2 separate regions of the Homo sapiens genome follow, and region 1 is linked to region 2. The links are chromatin contacts, found by POLR2A ChIA-PET in ENCODE. All regions are on one chromosome and are shown on one strand. Each heading gives the region's core, a stretch centred on a gene start or an enhancer-like site at or near the end of the contact. The rest is flanking DNA. Distances are from core to core; before and after follow the strand shown.

Region 1 (6,932 bases), core at 3,694-6,193, about 28 Mb before region 2:
TTTACCTGCCTCTCACTTGGTCTACAACTTTCAAAATCCGGGATCTAATAGGATCTACTTGCAGAGCTAAATTTTATTTCACAATGTCTCATGTTTTATTCTCTTGAGTTACACGTAGAAGGTGAAACAGGAAATCTTCATTTGTTTAAACATTCATCTGCGTTTTATAAATCCCCCCAAGAGGTAGTGAATGACAACTATACAAACAGACTAGGTCTGTCCTACTTCAAGGAGAGTGCATACAAATACCCAGGATGCTAAAACCTGTGTTTGCAAAAATCCTTGCTTGCAGAACATGTATTAAAGAGGATAGAAAGGGCTTGGCAATCACCTTGCTGGGCCTCAGTGCCTCACCTCTAAAATGAAGAGGTCAGAAAGAAGGATTGGCAAAGTCGCTTTTAGCTCTAAATCATGGTGATTCTATGTGTATTTGGTGGGAGAAGGGCACTTTAAATTACAGAAGACTTCTTACTACAGACCTTCCTTAAACATTAAAGATATACATATCATTTGGTTTTGTTTTAATTCAGCTTACACTATGTTTTAAAGAACAATCTTCTCTAAATGAAGACAGGTCTATAACCACACTAATCTCACTGACTTACAAGTTGCTAGCATAAAGACAGAAATGCTGACAAATAAATGATTTATAGGTAAATCCAGCAATTCTGCAGTGTTCTGAAATGCAATCGCTGGGTCCTGAGTTTTTCTGGCTCTACTGCATTCTCTTTCACCCACCCACTTTTTGGCTACTTCCTGGATCACCAACAGTCAGGAGCAGGAAATTTAATCATCCATATAATCCTGACTGTTCAATGGCGTAAGGTGGGGGCAAGAAAGGTAGGATGCATATTCAATATGATAAAAATTTCAGAAGTGAGGGGAAAAAAGCTCCAAATGCATTTAAGTTTACAGAGCTGGAGGTGTCTGGCAATGCCAAGTTATCAAGTGATGTCCACTGTAGAGGAGAGAGTATGATAGATCTCTAAATGGATTTTCCACTTTTAGTCCTTGTCAGCACACAACACTCCAAGCCTAATGACTACATAAAAGGAAACAGATAAGCACGTCAAAGTCCGGTGTTTAAGAGCATATGCTGTACCTTTTACATTATGTATGACATCAAGGTCAGCTATACCCCTTGGTTTCATCAGAGCTGAACCACTGCTTTAACCTCCTTTTCTCTTCATTCCCTCTGCAAAGCAAAGGCTGGGGAAGGGCAGGAATAGGGGAGAAAACTTACAAAATAGTCCTTAGTGATGAATGATATTATATAAGCTGCCACACCATGTGAGGTTAAAACAGAGTACTACACAGTGTGGTAGCTTATAAAATATCATTGGGATTCTTATTACAGAAGAGGATATTAATCACCACTACGGAACAACTAAACTTTTTTTTTTTTGCCAAGGATTAACTTTAAAGAATGGAGACCATTCACTCAATCTACAACATTTAATGAGCACCTTTTACTCTGTAGGTCCTAGACATACAGCGGGGAATAAAACAGACATTGTTTTTCCCTGCAGAGCTTGTGGTCTAGAAGAGATGTTAAGCAGTGTGGGGAGAGCCAGCAAGGAAAGGAACAGGTGCTCTGAGAGAGGGCGACAGGGGATCTGAGTTTAGGTTCAGAAAAAGCCTCTTTAAAGAGCTGACCAAGAAAAGGAGGTCAGGTGGAGAGAAGGATATTTTGGGCAGGAAGACCAGCAAGTGCCAATGTCCTAGAATGGGGAGCTTGAGTTCTTCTATATGCAGAAAAGAAGGAGCCAGGAAGGATATGGGCTGACTGGTGTAGGAGGAGCCCAAGGTGGAAGGCGGGGCATTCTGCAGTAGGAATGACACCTGTTCCACAGACACAGGGAGGATAGATGTGGACGGAGATGAGTCTGTCAGTCTGGGAACAGGACGTTGAGGGAGTTATCTAATGGCTACTGTTTTCTTTGTGAAATAGCAGGCCTGGTGAGGCATGAGAGTAAGAACTGGGTGAGGTGGTGGTGGGAAATGGCTACTATGGGCAATGGAGGAGCGAGCCAGACTCACTCACCACTCAATCCTCACTCTTTTCCAAGTCCCCACAAAGTGACACCTCGCCCACCCCTTAACAATGGCTTTCTCAATTTCTGGTATCAATGCTTCAACATCCAGAGCAAAGGAGCCCTGGATGCCTTGATGCTTAGCACTAGAAAGATTCTCAGAGATCTCAACTGCCACTCACTTTAACTACTTCATAATTAAGCAATTTACTCAGGAAACAACTAAATGCCAAATACACGGCTATCAGCCTATCTCCTCAGGAAGCCCCATCCACTGGAAACTGTTGATATCCTCTTTTTAATGGTAGTCACCTTTTTAAAAAAGTGAGTTTCTTCTTTCATTTCCCCTTCTTTCCTATTTATTCTATGTCTGAATAATTTAAACTCATTCAGTTTTTAATAAAGCAAGGCCTGGATTATTTTTCTCTGTTTAATACCCAAGCACAATCACTTATTCATTGTTAAGCAGGAAAAATTAAATCAATTATTTAGGAGATGGCTATAGGCTGGGGACAAATATCCAGCACCCCTGGCACAGAGTCAAGTATGTTTTAAGCTCTGATGGCTTAACAATATCCCCAGTCATTTGCTTCTACATTCACGCATATGCAAAAATATGCTGGCCTCCAAGGACTTAGATTCAACCCCAAAGTATACTAGTCTCTCACTACAGTTGAGAAAAATGACTTAAAAGTATCTCCTCTTACAGCGTATCAGGCATGAAGCATCCAAAGGCAGTTTTCTTGCAATACAGACATTCTTAAGAACTCATGGTGATCTCACACTAAATGGGATACATAAGTTCACCAGGATGAAAAAAAAAAAAAAAGCTACGTATAAGAGGAAAAGGACTAGTAACGATAGAGAAGATAACTGAGTTATTTACACAACATAGCTCGCTTCATCGACATCTGAGTGGTGGTAGCTAACCAGAAGGTTCTAGATTACAGCCAATGAACCAGCCTTGGAGAAAACACACCCAAAACACACAGACACCTATCCTTCATTTCCTGGCAGAAGCTATATGATTCTATCTGATTAATAAAGTGTTCAATCTCCCTCAAGAGTTATTCAGTATCCCACCCTAATTGCTATCAATTTAAAATTCTACTACCTCAGATTATTTTAAAAGAAACATTCTGGGCTTTCTTTAAAAAGCAGAGCGCCATATCATTTGTGGCCGATCTGCAGAATGTAAATGATGACAAGTGGAGGGAAGGTGAGGAACAAGCAGAAGGGGCCCCATTAACCTCTTCATAGGCCAGTTTGCAGGCTGCTTCCAAACTTAAAACCAGAGAGCTGGGCCCTCGAGGAGGGAAGACTGTGGATGTTGCTATGGGAATGTATAATACACACTTTGGGATACTGTTTTTCCACTTTCTCTCCCACTCTCTCTTTCTCAAAAGACAGGGAAAACACACCTGAGAGAAAACGCCAGCTTAAGTGCTACTTGTAATTCACACAGAAGTTCACCCTTGAGTTCTCTCAGCCTGGTTCCTATTTGCCTTCAACTACCTTTGACTTTGAATAAACTGCTGGTATAAAGACATAGAAAAGAAAAGCATCTATCAGCACACAGCTCCATCAGAACACAGGACACGGCAAGAAAGCATTACTCCCCCCATACTCCACATCAAACTCAAAAACAATGCTCCTGGCTGTCATTTTTCATTCATGCCAGCCCCGTATTTCTATTAAACAAACCTCCTTTTTATTGACTATTTCCCTCACACAGCATAATAAGGTAAACGTGAGCCCACAAAGACTACATGGTGAAACACAAAGCTTTCCTCTGGGAGGGGAATCAGTAAAAGGCAGAAGAGGACAAGTTTCAAGGGCTCTTCCTAACTGGTGTCTACCAAATGGAGAAATGATGGGGCTGCTCCTCTGCCAGAACTGCTGTGATTGACTTGAAATTAACCAGCTTTCCAAGAGACTACATGAAAAGAAAGAGTATTTCACAATCTTGAATAGTCTCCTCTCTTACTCTCTAATTTTCCCCAACCACCCTTACTCCCACCCCCCACTTACAAGAGAACTTTTGTATACATAAAGTTTCAAGGAACAAAGCATACAAACACTCACACACAAATAAACTCCCCAAACTAACACCAGCGTATAATTGTGTTTTGGTTGGAGCTTTTCCAGCCCTGTCACCTGTTCTCTGTTAGGAGTAAATGAAACCCTTTGCTTTTGCGAAGTTAGAAACAGACAAACTCTTCTCAGTTTCAAGCTGCACAAGGACCCCCTCATATCTTTCAGCCCCCTCAAACCCCCAACGAAATGAACTCACTGCTGAAAACCCAGCAATGAAAAAAAATTAATCTATTTCTCAAATACAGATTTTCGCTTCCCCTCACTCAGCTTCCCCTTTTAGCCGGAAACATATAGCGTTTCTAATTTCTCAAACCCCTTTTCAAGGGACCCTCCACTCAGGGCTCTTCCAGGGATCCCGCTTTCAGTCTTTCTGATGCAGGCAGGCAGCCCTTTTCCAAGCACATTTTGCATTCTTGGAGTCCAAGTGGGGCTCTTTCGTTTCCAGAGAAAGCTAAAAAGCAGACTTAGTGGGCTGGCTGAACTAGGTCCGACTTTTCCTCCCCTCCCCTCTGAACGGCTGCGGGGGGAGAAGGGAGCCCAAGATGAGACCCGGGCTCCGCTTATCCAGCTCCGACTTGGCTTCGAAGGCGCAGGGCAAGCGGACAAAGTGCCCACCGCTCACTTTAAAACTCCCATCCTCTTCTACCACTGCCTTCCTCCAAATTCCTCCGCAGAACTTGGCCGGCCCCCAGGAGAAACCAGAATCCTACCTTCCTTGGATTCTTCTGCTTCGGAGTGCATAATGTCAGGATAACCAGCTGCAGGGGCGATTACCGCTCACATGTACTCGGACGAGCCGCAAGTTCGCTCTGCAGCGAAATCCGCACACGACGGAAAATAAAAGGAAGAAAGCCACTAAAATCAAAACCTCCCCGGGGCGGGAGAGCGGGTTCTGGTGCAGGGATTTTCAGGGGGAAAGTTCTGCAAGAGTGACGAATCGCGTGTCAGCTGGGCGGCGGGAGTCCGCCCCCGGAGCCGCGCGCTCGGGCCGGCAGCCGGGCGGAGGCGACCTGGCGGGGCTGGCTCGGCCCGGGCGCACGCAGGTGGGGCACAGGCCCAGACGGCAGCCGACTCTCCCGAGACACAGGGCCGAGAAGAACCGTCGGCAAACGCACCAGACGGGCGGAAAAAAAGGTATAAAAAGAAAAAAAAAGTCTCATCTCAGAGCACACTGTAGTTTTACATAAATAGCAAATGCATATAGGGTAGAACCAATGCCTCTGTATTTTTGGATTACATTTTTTGATGCCCATTTGACTTTGTCTTGGAGTCTTGCAACCCAAAAATTACGGATTTTAAAGCGGCTTTGGTATGTTATTTTTGTAGGAAAGTCGCATGGATATCGTCCATGGGGTTGCAAGGACCAGCTTAAGAGAGCACAATTTCACAAGTCCCAGAGCGGGGCCTTTTGAAGAAAGTGGAGCGGCCTCCACCCTTACCTTTGCACAGCAAAAGCAGACGGGGCTGCTTACTCATTCAGTATAGCCCCGGGCGAGCACTGGTACTCCAAGCACAGCCCGGGCACTCATTGCTGCAGTTACTCCAAAGGGCCTTCCTCAGGGGGAGAGCACGGTTCCCTCCCGGCTACCAGCAAAAACTGGGGATGAATTCCTTCAAAATGCCAAAGGGGAGGTTTTCAGGATTTGAAATGCTGATAGAATAAAGAAGCCGGACAGCCTTCACAACAGATCTCAATTCTGCCCCCGGGTCTGGCCCACAGGCCCCTACAAATTGGCTGAGAGGAAGTCCCCTTAGCTCTGTGGAGCCTTGGTTTTCCCTTCTGCAAAGCGGGGACAAGAGCTGCCACTGATAGGCCTGTCTTACGGAGGTATTTTGTAGAACACTTGTTTTATCGCCAGTCTGAGGCAAAAAGTCCTCAAATAACATATCTGAAAGATCCGCTTGGAAATTATGAGAAAAAAATATACTCTTTTGACAAATTTATTTTCCAGTTCGTTTCTTTTTCTTCGTTTCCGATTTTATATAGGCAAAAACCAATAGAAACACTATGGCAAATTTAGTGAAAAGAACGTACAAAAGACATGGATTTAAGGAGTCTGAACTTAAATCCAGTTCTGCCATCTATCATTTGTATGACCTTATGCAAATTAACCTCTCTGAGCCTCCAGTTCCTCATTTGTAAAATGAAGATAAAAATAGTATTATTTACTTCACAGATTTATGTCTGTATTAAATAAGGTAATATAAGCACAAAGGGATTTGAAAACCATAAGGACTACATAGATTATTACCATTGCACCATTAAAAGTAAATTTTTATAAAACATACTCTTGGGTTTTATTTCAGTATTGACTTTGAACAGAAAAGAGTGCTTATGCTATTCACAAGCAGTGAAGGCTATTATAAATATTAATGTAAGAGGTCTAGATATTAAATCACATCCTACTGCTGAGAGATTCTAACCTGCCTAAGATTCTAACATGTTATCTCAATTTCACTGAAAGAGCAGGATGAAGGGAGGAAGATATAGCCAGCCAGAGAAGGGAGAAGAGGAGAAACATCTGGAAAATATCAGTGTTGCAGAGCCTCCCGGAAACTGACCTCGCCACCGAAAGGGTAACAGACTGCACCCTTCCGAAAGTCACAGTTAACTTCATGGTCCCCTCTGCCACACATCCTGAGTCAGGAGCTGCTGATATGTATACCTTGCACTCAGTAATCTCAGACTTATGGGGAGATACACTGAGATGAGGATGATTCTGAACCCAAAGAAATGCTCCCTCACCAGTCACAAGTGGCTTTTCCTGTCCTGCCCAAGTCAACATTCTGCCCCTCTCTCCC
Region 2 (6,364 bases), core at 807-3,306:
AATGCAATTCTGGTGTATTTATATAGCTAATTCTTATTTTTTCTGAAATGAGTTATATTCTAATTAAATAAATTTTACTAAAAAAATCCGAATTCAGCTGTTCACTAACCCTTAATAATTTTTAACATAAATGTAGACACAAATGTGCAATGAATTTATGTATTCATTATGGACTACACTTTTAAATCCATTCCTTGCTCAGTGGTTTTCGAATGCTTATTAAATATCATTGACCTTATGCTGAGGAAAAGCTGTCATTCTAGGAAATTCACCACTTCTACCACTAGGTGGAGAAAAAACACAAGTAGTATCTGTAATCAAAGCTAGTACAAGGCCCCAGGTACTTTACCTAGAATTTCCACCAGGTGTCAACCAAGAGGTAGGGAAAAGATAAGACTGTTTTTCCCACTTAAATATGCAAATTTATAATTTTATGCATAGCGATCTAAACTCTGAAATAAATGGCCTGCTCATTAATTGTCTAGTTTGCATATTTATACTCTTTATATATTGCTGTTGAGTCCAAGATATTGCCTTGTCAACTAAAATCCAACCCCCAAAAGCTTAGTTTCTTTTGAAATAAAACAGCAAGACCAATAAGTTTAGTTTATTGTGACTCATAGGCTCAACCTATCCATATACACTACGCAAAAGAATCTAAAACGTTTAGACACGGACAGCCAAAAATCTTCCAAGGTATTTTTGGTCATACATATATATATAGAGAGAGCACCAGATTCATATTTTTTCTTTCTACATTTCTCTTGTAAGGCAGTTCTGTTGATTGCCAGTAATCTAGATGAGTTTATGCTGTTATGCTCTGAATCCCAGTGTGATGTGACGAAAGCACTGCTATTTTTTACCAAACATTCACAATAAAAAGAGAAATGTACCTATATTTAAGATGTATCATGAGAATTACTACGTTAAATGGTCCAAGGCTCTCGGCCGAAAATTAAAGCTTCACACAGTTAAATCCCTATTTATATACCAAATCATGCTTTTTAAAAACAATTTTATGCGCTTCACTAATTTCTAACAAAGATTTTCCGATTCTGTTGCAAACAATATGTCAGCTAAACCACTATGTCATATGCCTTTTATAAGGTAGTACTTTTTTAGGCCGAACTCTATTCTTATTCCTCTGGACACAGGAGTTGTAATCATGTCTTACTCTGCAAATCTAGCCGTAGGTGGTGTCTTAAAAGGACTTTTTCTTCCTTCGAGGAAGTGATCAAGCTTCCCCCAGCCCCCACCCGTGTCATCCTGGAAACAACTTGGTTGTTTTTCGGTGCTAATTAAGCAATGTAGGAGAAAGAAGTTGAGGAGACAGCAAAGCCTATTGATTACATTGTACTTGCTTCTCTACCTCGCTCTTCAAAGGATTAAGGTTCCTTTGACCTCGACTGAGTTCATTTCCAACCTGCCTACAAAGTACTGGTTTAAAAAAAAAAAATCCAAGCAAAGTATGCTCTTGTCTATGAACAATATTTCTTGTCCGGTTTTATTACGTTTTCTTTGGAAATTCGTTAGATTATGCTCAACAATCGGCCGCTTGCCCAACCGGTTTCTCCCTTCCCCCATCTCTCTTCACACATCACTTTTTCCTCCTCCCATCCAGGCAGTTGGTAAAACGCTGCAGTGCCGGTAACGCACGCTTCGGGCTGGTCGCTGCAGTTTATCCTAACTTGGCTTTGCAAACTCCCCACCCAGCCCTTGTACCCTCGCACCCCACTCTGCCATTATCTTTCTAGTAGAGTGCGCTCGGTAACGGGCTCCAGATAGCACGTCGAGGGTATACGGTAGCCTGCCTACCAATAGGAGCCCACAATGAAGAGAAGTCAGGTTCAGCCGGCCAGCAGCTCCAGTATCTCCTTCCCCTAGCTCTACACCTACTGTACCCGGGAGCGAGCGGGCAAGGGAGCGAGCGCGGCGCGGCGCGGCGCGGGAGGGGGCGCGCAGGGAGGGCGGACAGCAGCCGCGGCCTGCGCCTGCGCACTGGGGTTGTTTTTCACAAAGCTGCTCTTAAAGTGAGCTGGCAGCTTTTAGCCGCCCGTCTTTGTAAGGAGACCACTGAGACGAGCGGGAGCGCGGAGCAGCAGCCTCTGCTGCCCTGACTTTTTAAGAAATCTCAATGAACTATTTGTAGAGAATCACTGATCCGGCCTGCAAGCATTTTGCACGGCAAAAATATCGATCAGTGTTAAGTGAAGATCACATTTTATATGCGATCTTGACTTTTTTGTCTTACATTATATTTTTATAGATTTTGTTATAAACATGGTGCTGGGAAAGGTGAAGAGTTTGACAATAAGCTTTGACTGTCTTAATGACAGCAATGTCCCTGTGTATTCTAGTGGGGATACCGTCTCAGGAAGGGTAAATTTAGAAGTTACTGGGGAAATCAGAGTAAAATCTCTTAAAATTCATGCAAGAGGACATGCGAAAGTACGCTGGACTGAATCTAGAAACGCCGGCTCCAATACTGCCTATACACAGAATTACACTGAAGAAGTAGAGTATTTCAACCATAAAGACATCTTAATTGGGCACGAAAGAGGTAAGTTTTTGTTATTCATAAGTCATTGGACTCATTTTCTTTGGAAACGTACCTTTTCAGTTTTCTGAATTAACGTGATTCTACTCCTAGCATAACTAAGCAGTTTGAGAAAGGTTAGCAAAGTTGGAAGGTTTGGATTCTCCTTGACGTTCATCGTGTGTTAAGCCGTAATGCATGCAGGCATCTGCAAAGTGACTGCAAACTACACTTATTCAGCTACCTCTGTACCCGGCTCGGTCTGTGCCACACGCACTTGTAGTCCATTTGCACCTTACTTATAAATTCTGTTTGAATCCAATTCAGTCGTTTTACTAATATATTTTCAAATGAATTGGTAAAAGCTGCAGTCTTAGATTTTTGCCCTTTTACTTGCAACCTAAGATGTAAAAACTGAACTTCGATCAAGAAATGTAATAACATTTTTAAGAGACTTAATGGGTGTGTTTCATTTTTAATATTGGAATGCAAAAGACTTTAAATAATTGATGACTGTTCTTTCATAAAAGATTTCTGTGGCTTATTTTGACATATGGTATCAACACCCCACGTGTTTTTTCTCTATTCTTTACCATTCCTTTAAAAATTTACACCCAGCATTCCTTATTTTAAAGGAATGACTATCTGTCATTATGATAGGTATCGAGTCAGGTTTAGAAGCCATTTAGGATCAGTAATTTTCTTTTCCGAGCATCATGTCTAACTTTGGAACGTGCATTCAATGAAACCCATGCCAGTCAAATGGAATTGAAAAGTATAGGGCACACTGGATTTGATTTTTGGTTAGAAGAGAGAGATAAAGGGTTGTCAAAAGGAGAAGGAGTCCTGAGATTTCCAATCTATTGTTTAAATGGTTACATTGTGGAAATATAGGAGACTCTAGGCTTGTTTTTCTAAGTTTCCACCCTTTGTTAGAAGCGGTTCAATCCTGTTTCGGACCAGTTCTGGGGGGTGGTGAGGAGGGGCGCTTGTTCTGCTCTCAGCAGATTGGTTACACGCGTCAGGTGGTGGCGATGACTTAATTCCTAGCCCAAGAAGAATATAATGTTAAAACTGGTTATGTAATTTTTGTGCCTCTCCTTTTTAATGCAGTATTTAGTTCAGATGTTGGCGATTTTTCAGAAAAAAAATTAGAGACATATTTTACCTTATTTTTTATATTAAAAACGTACATCCTGGAGAAGTGCTGATGACTAAGGCAAGTGAGAAATGAAGGATGCTTTGAGGGACAGTATTAATGCATTATTTTTGAAACTATTAAGGTGAACTCAGTTCTTTAGCAGGATTTTCGTAGTTAGATACAGGTACTTTGCATCCTGAAATAACTAATTAATCTCTCCAAGTGTTAACACTGATAGGAGATGCAAATGCCTAATGACAGCCTTGGTATTTGTTGAAAAGCAGATAGATGACTTTGTGTTTGTACCTTTCTGAATATTGCAGCCTTTTATGAAACGGATGAAAGAAAACAGATTTTTCCTCAAGGGGTTAAGACTTGCAGTGGGGAAAAGTAGAACAACGAGATGTGAGGACAAATATAATTTCATTAGTTGCACCATGATTTCGTGGTAAAGAAAACTAAATGCCCTGCACCCCCAACAAAATGCCCCCCAAACCCTGCAACGCGTAGACGAGCTCAGTCTGGAATAGTTTCAATGACTTGAAACTGGGAGCTCTCAAACTAGCCTGGTAACTGAGACCCCGCCCCGGGCGCCCGGGATAGGCGGAGCCAGGTTTGTTAGCCTGTTGCTAAGGCGATGGCAGGCGCTGATTGGATTGGGCGCGGGCGGGTGGGGAGAGTGAGCTCGCGCCGCGGCTGGGGCGAGGCTAGGAAACCGGCGTGCGCCGGTAAAGGTTCCTCCAGAGCGACCCCCACCCAGCCCGTACTCACGTTTGTTCCCGGGCTTCTGGGGGCGCCCAGCCCGTGTCAACATCATGTTCTGTCGCCCCTCTTTTGGGCCTCCTAAGGGCCATCGAAAGGAAACGACTTCAGGCTTTAACTGAGTAGAGGGCAGACGCTCCTGCCGGCCTTACAGGTGCTGGATGGCCATGGACCCAACTTTAGCAGAAAATCCTTTTCAGATGGAAGTTGGATGGGAAGGGTTGGCAGGACCCCCGTTAGCTATCTTCCGAGTGGGAGGTGTCAGGGGACTCCTGTGAACGCTTGTTTTCCCCTTAGCTGAAACAAAGCTTGTTCCCCGACCTCTCCAGTCGCCACACTGTCTACCTTGAGTTGACCTGAGGGGACAGAGCAAAGGCTGGCCCGAGGAAGAAGGAAAGTGATTCCAATATCGAAATGTTGGGGGAGGGGGGGGCTTCGACGGGTATCCTCTGCCCCCTCCCCCATCGTTTTCCGAAGCCTTCGGGCCCCCGCCTCCCCTTCGCCACCCCAATATCCCTTGCCGAAACTAAAGGTGTCAGAGTGGCCCGAGCCAGATGGAACCGGTCGCCGGCTGGGGCGTGTAAAGCGGAAGCGCCGCGGCTCGCTCGCCCCGCCCCCCGGCCAGCAGGCTAGGTTGCGCGGGCACGGGCGCGAGCGCCGCGCGACGTATGCCGTATGTATAGCGGGGCGCGCGGGCGGCAGCGGCGGCGGCGGCGGCGCGCGGGCAGGCCGGCTGGGATCTGCTCGCGCCGGTTTAGGCCGGTCCTCTCCTGCTCCGGTCTAGTTCTTGATTGACAGCCCGGCACTTGTTTACCACGGCGCGGCCGCCGCCGCTCGCTTCAATGAGACTGCTGAGCTGGCACAAAAAGGGAGCGAAGAGGGAAGAAAGGGAAAGGAAGGCGAACTTCGGGCGCCTTCGAGGGGAGCGAATTTAAATGGCCCCCAGCTCATCAGCTAGTTTTTGGTTCTGAAATCCGTTCAGGGGAATTTGCACAGGGGACGAGGAAAATTGTATGGAGACATAAGCGAATCACCATGATTTTTAAATGAAAGTATCGACGTATACATGCTTTTTTCCCCCTTTTTCTCGTTTAATATCAGGGAGGCATCACGTTTTTTGTGTATATCCAATACTTTGCTGAAGGAAAGTTAAATAATGTGCCAGTTTTTTCTACTCTGGGGGCTAATCGTAAAGGTTTCTACACCAAGAAAACTTTAAAAGATATTTCTGTAATTATTTAAAACGCTAAATAGGCACTTTAATGATCTAGAACCCCCTCCCATATTTTCGATTATATTTATTTTCATGCCACTTGAAAAAAAATAATTTCACCAAAAAAATTGGTTGTAAAATGAAAGGTCATCCCTTTTTTATAGAAACTGGAAACTATTAATAGTTAGACTTCATTTTTTTCAAGGATGTTGGAAAATATTGTTTCCTTATAAGCCGACACCACCTAAATGCGGTTCTTTGTAATTATCTAAGGTATAGTTTATGCAAGTTTTAGTCGTTGCTAGGACCAACTGAGTGTTGTGATCATTTTAGATCAATAAATAATTATTTTTAGTTCAATAAATAATTATTTTTAGTTATAAATCTGACATTAAAATCAATGTGTGGCTTTTTTTTTTTTTTTTTTTACTCCGTCTATTTGACAAGGTTTTCTAGTGGTTTTGGAGTATCTATTCTATTCACATCTGGTATTATTATTCCCTATAAACTGACATATTTTAAGAGGGTTGCATGAACAGTTTTTCTTTGATACATTATAGTCTTAATGTGATAAATTTAAGCAAACCGTTGGAGACAAAGGATAGCATTGTCTTACCATGATGTGAGACCCGAGCCTTTTGAGTATATATACTATTTTATAAACAGATGCTTTGCAGTTTGGGTCATTTTCCATTAGAAAAAATAAAAAGCC

The links. ChIA-PET counts read pairs that join two places held with the same protein, here RNA polymerase II (POLR2A).
Region 1: POLR2A ChIA-PET joins it to region 2 with 13 read pairs in B cell. The contact joins the promoter of TNFAIP8 here to the promoter of ARRDC3 in region 2. POLR2A ChIA-PET finds 5 or more read pairs at or near these places in 2 of 52 experiments (B cell and OCI-LY7).

Annotation. Positions count from the first base shown.
Region 1 is chr5:119,354,030-119,360,961 of GRCh38, reverse strand. It overlaps TNFAIP8 (TNF alpha induced protein 8), which reads right to left and starts at 4,943. Exons shown (of 2, transcript NM_014350.4): 1 at 4,841-4,943. The coding sequence starts at 4,871. LOC102723444 (a long non-coding RNA gene) reads left to right here and starts at 5,189. Exons shown (of 5, transcript XR_007058912.1): 1 at 5,189-5,264; 2 at 6,596-6,707. RefSeq lists silencers at 4,257-4,316, 4,114-4,408, 5,037-5,196 and an enhancer at 5,847-5,986.
Region 2 is chr5:91,379,009-91,385,372 of GRCh38, reverse strand. It overlaps ARRDC3 (arrestin domain containing 3), which reads left to right and starts at 2,056. Exons shown (of 8, transcript NM_020801.4): 1 at 2,056-2,560. The coding sequence starts at 2,281. It overlaps ARRDC3-AS1 (ARRDC3 antisense RNA 1), which reads right to left and starts at 5,026. Exons shown (of 3, transcript NR_027435.1): 1 at 4,449-5,026. RefSeq lists enhancers at 1,290-1,589, 1,469-1,986 and silencers at 1,840-2,149, 4,295-4,364, 4,985-5,164.